Regions from separate parts of the Homo sapiens genome. Here region 2 is linked to region 1. The links are chromatin loops, found by intact Hi-C in ENCODE. Cell type or tissue: heart right ventricle. All regions are shown on one strand.

Region 1 (2,500 bases):
TATTGAAGTGCTCAATAATGACTGTTTCTTGAGTGAAGAGTAAACAATAGATAGATGTGGGCGAAATAAGGAAAAGAGAATCTACCCATCTTGTCCCTGTTCAAAATTTCTCGCCCTTGTTACATTCTCATTAACAAAATCCAAATATCTATGATATGTGTCCTACATGGATCTATAAGTGCAATTACATGAAATAATAACAGCAACATATATATAAACAGAAAATATGTACTAGAACCTACACTTTGAGGATATACAATTTGACACCAGAGGTAGAGGAATTCCTACACATGTCTACCAATCTCAGTGAATTCCTGAAACCCTTCAGATATAAAAGGAGTTTTAAGGACAATTAGACTACCTAGTGAATATGAACAAGAGGTAAGAAAGAAAGTGGTGTTTTCATTTGGAGTATGGGAAAGTAATGTTCATTTAGGAATTCATTTCTAGAGGAAGAGGTCAAAATGAGTTGATTTCTTATGGACTGAGTAAGTATTTATCCAGTTTTTCATAATTCAAAATGGATTATAAACTTTGGAAAGTGTATCCAGTAATTAAAAGTTTCCTTTCTATTCAAGCATTCTGAATAACAAGATGATATTTAAAATGGATTTTAATCAAGGAAATGTGTCTTAATTAGAGTTAATGACAAAAAGAAAATCAACATCCATGGAATTTATGTCTACTACTTTTTAATAAGGCTTCTTAAAAAAGCAATGTTGAAAAATTATACCACTCTGTGGAAAGTATATTTATTTATACGTACTGCACCAAGACATATTTTACATGGATTTTATAACTATCATTATGGAAAACTTAACAAAGGTAAATTTTCTTGTTAGTAAACACAGCTTTCATACTGGTAGCTGGGAGTAAAATCATGCAATATACACAATAATTATCCATTTTCTAGGCACTCTGTCTTTATTTATTTATTCTTGGAAGCATTTTTGAAAACAGATGAAGCAAACTTTAGATTACTAAAGGACCTAAAAACAAAGGCCAGTTCCCATCTAAGGGACAGAGAAAAATCACAGAGAGATACTGCCCTCCAGTGGCCACCTAAAATAGATATTGGCAATGTTCCAGGAATATAAACCTAAAATCAAAGATGTAATTATTTATTCTTTTGATGTATTTCTTACCAAAGACAACAGAAATATGGAGGGGTTTTTTTTGTTTTCAAATTTTATGCGTAACAAATACAGACAGTCCCTGACTTATGATGGTTTGGCTTACAATTGTTTGACTTTATGATGGTGTGAAAATGATGCACATTCAGTAGAAACTGTACTTTGAATGTTGATCTTTTCAACACTTTTTTTTTTTATAAAATAGACTTTCTGTTAGATAATTTTGCCCAACTGTAGGCTAACGTAAGTTATCTGAAAATGTTTAAGGAGGCTAGGCTAAGCTATGATGTTTTGTAAGTTAGGTGTATTAAATGAATTTTCAACTTGATATTTTCAACTTACAATGGGTTTAACAGGACATAACCCCATTGCAAGTCAAGGAGCATCTGTATAAAGAAACACCTTCCTTGCTAAGTCTATATGGTCATTGCCAATCCACAACTGACAAGCACAATAATTTATGTTATATCTATCAGTCTGTACTCTCTAAATTAGGTGAATGGTATCTACCAGGAAATATATGGACTCTAGGGTATATACCAATTGAGAAAATGAAGGACTAAACTCTGTATTTATAAGATATTCAAACAAATGGCAGGAATATTTTTTCACCATCAAAATATATAAAAATACATTCTATTGCTAAGTACTTAATTTGAAGAACACAGATGCCTACGTGTGTTCTTCTCTCTCTGATTCCTGTTGCATTTTCCACAGCTTGAAGCTGATTTAAATCTGGAACCATGGTCTTCAAACAAACAAATACAAAGAACACAACAAAGTTTCCTAAATATTTTTCATACATAGTCCTGTCAACTTAAGATGCTTTAGAGTCTGAAGTGAAGCTTTTAAAATGATAAATTATAGGGAATGCTGTGTAAGAAGTTTTACAACCTATATAGCATTTGCCATTTTAAAAGCCTTAGTGAGACTAAGGCTTTTAAAACACAAAACAGACATCTGGCTATTTATTCTCTTCAAATTTTCTTCTACAAATATGAAAGTGCTGTAAATATAAAAACTACCTGCAGGATAGAGTTCTTTTAACTTCTCAGGAACTGCTTCCAGGGATAAACATAGGCTATCTTAGAAATTCTAGTAAAATCACTAGAATTTAAAAGTAAACAAAGGAGATTATCCTCATGATAATTAATTCAAGATAACAGCTGATATGTTTTGGCTGTGTCCCCACCCAAATCTCATCTTGAATTGTAACTCCCACAATTCCCACATGTCATGGGAGGAACCCAGTGGGAGTTGATTGAATTATGGGGAGGGGGAAATCTTTCCTGTGCTGTTCTCATGATAGTGAATGAGTCTCATGAGATCTGATGGTTTTAAAAGGGGAGTTTCCGTGCACAAGCTCT
Region 2 (2,500 bases), 380 kb before region 1:
TCAATCTGGCTACTTTCACCCAGCAGTGACATTTTCTCAGTCGGTTTCCTGGAACGTATTTTGAAGCCTAAGAATTTCCAGTACAAAGTATGTGCAGTGTTTTTGCTTTTTGATAGTTGGAATGAACAGCCTCTCCTACCCCTGCTAAAAAAAATCTGAGCCACAGAATCACAAAGTGATTCCAGCACAGACAGCCAGGTCATGGACAGGTACGTGGGCCTCCTGATGCAGGAGCCTGGGTTCTTCCAATTAGTTAATTAACTCACATGTATTTATTTATCATCTATTGTACGTGGGTACTGAAGGAATACAGAAAAACAGTGCTATTCCTGCCCACGATGCTTGACCTTCTCTTAGAGGAGTGCTTTGTTGGGAATGCCTCCCTTGGGTTCAAAAGACCTTTGTTTTTTTAAACAATAAACTAAAAATCTAAATATGCTTTGATATGAATTTTATTATGTCATGTGAGAGATTCTTAGTTCAACATTGACGTTCAATTACAGGCACAAAAATGTGCCTCCCTCCTTTTTCCTGGGAAAGTCAATTTTCCAATTGTTGTGTGTGAAGAAATAAAAGAGAAAGAGCTCTATGCAAAATCAGGGCTTCTGTCTGAACCACAGTACATCCTAGGGAAAATGTTCTTTACTGCCTTATTGGACAGCAAATAGCACTTTTAAGAGATTTAGGGACTCACTGTTTCATGGACTGATCATTTTGCAAGTATTTCTTAAATGAGTATTGCAGACAGAAGCCACAAGTCAGGTATGGCTGGAATGAGAAAGACTGGGCTCAGCATTTAACTTTTAATCTTTTTTATTTTTCATAGCAGGAGAACTATCCCCAGAGGGACAGAGCTGGACATGGAAACAGATTGTCCCAATAAATGACATCGATTATTTCAGCAGCACAGGCAGGGCTTGGATCATAGCTCTTGTGGTTTTTCTGGAACACTGTATTTTAATATTTTATATCTTTGTAAAAGTACATCCTATTATAACCCAAAGTGTAAGAAAAATATCCACAAGCCCATATTGATTAGAGTGAATGATTGAATAAGTTAATAAATGGGGAAGAAGAGACAAATCTCCTATGTGGAAGAATTCAAAAAAATTTATGTAGGCAAATGTATGTAGGTAAAATTGCCTTAGGAGAGGTGGCACATAACTCCCACTCCTTAAATGTGGACTGTGCATAGTGACTTCCTTCTGAAGAGCACAGTATTGAAAGGGAGAGGGGAAAAGAAGAGTAGCTTTACAGTGGAGAAATCTGACAAATATTACTTTAGCCAATTGACCAAGGTAAACATTAACAGTCATATCAATAGTATGTGCCTTTAATGTGATGTGATGAAAGTTTCACTTATCTATGTGATCTTCCTCCCCTAAAACCTGTAACTCTAGTCTAATCATGAGAAAAACATCAGACAAATCCCAATAGTGAGGGCATCCTACAATATATCTGATCAAGATTCCCCAAAACTGTCCAGATCATTAACAATAAGGAAAGACTAAAAAACTGTCACAGCCAAGAAGACCCTAAGGGGACATGACCACTAAAGGTAATGTGAGATTCTAGATGAGATCCTGGAAGAGAAATAGGGCATCAGGAAGTCTTGAATGTATTGTACTATTGATTCTTTTTTTTTTTTTTTTTTTTTTTTTGAGACAGGGTCTCACTTTGGGAGTTCAGTGGCACAATCTTGGCTCATTGCACCCTCGAACTCCTGGGCTCAAGTGATTCTCCCACCTCAGCCTCCCAAGTAGCTGGGACTCCAGGAGTGCACCACCATGCCTAGCTAAGTTTTGTATTTTTTGTAGAGACAGAATTTTGCCATGTTGCTCAGGCTGGTCTCAAACTCCTGAGCTCAAGCAATCCGCCTGCCTTGGCCTCTCAGAGTGCTAGGATTACAGGTGTGAGCCACCATGCCAGCCTTACTGCACTTTTGACTTTAATAATTTATCGACATTAGCTCATTAATTGTAACAGATAGGCTATAATGTAAGATGTTAATTGAAACTGTGTGGGATGGGCATAGAGGAACTCTTTGTATTATCTTCTCATTTTTTTGGGTAAATCTAGAAGTAAAATCTATTCTAAAAGTGTATGTTTTTGATTTTCATTTATTTAATTTTTGTTTATTTATTTATTTATTTTAGACAGAGTCTCACTCTGTCACCCAGGCTGGAGTGCAGTGGTGCGATTTAGGCTCACTGCAACTTCCGCCTCCTGGGTTCAAGTGATTCTCCTGCCTCAGCCTCCCAAGTAGCTGGGATTATAGGTGCATGCCACCACGCCCAGCTAGTTTTTGTATTTTCAGTAGAGACGGGGTTTCACTATGTTGGCCAGGCTGGTCTTGAACTCCTGATCTCAAGTGATCTGCCTGCCTCGGCCTCCCAAAATGTTGGGATTACAGATATGAGCCACAGCGCCCAGCCTTAAAAATAAGGTGTATGTTTTTAAAAGTGCATTCTCTGCCAAGAGAAGGCTGGGGAGCTCATGT

The links. Peaks named below come from ENCODE experiments on the same cell type or tissue, not always from the same donor. Only the 100,000 strongest peaks of a DNase experiment are listed, where the experiment ranks them.
Region 2: it touches region 1 in a loop (5-fold over the local background); 73 of 110 quality-filtered maps call a loop at or near these places.

Annotation. Positions count from the first base shown.
Region 1 is chr10:59,239,331-59,241,830 of GRCh38, reverse strand. All of the region lies in intron 4 of PHYHIPL (phytanoyl-CoA 2-hydroxylase interacting protein like), which reads right to left. Among named protein-coding and RNA genes, the nearest start is that of PHYHIPL, 64 kb to the right of the region's middle. In heart right ventricle, a CTCF peak has its summit at 1,042 (motif pointing left); no DNase peak of the experiment used is centred here.
Region 2 is chr10:59,616,438-59,618,937 of GRCh38, reverse strand. No RefSeq gene overlaps it. Among named protein-coding and RNA genes, the nearest start is that of SLC16A9, 92 kb to the left of the region's middle. In heart right ventricle, no CTCF peak of the experiment used is centred here; no DNase peak of the experiment used is centred here; H3K27ac peaks cover 734 bases.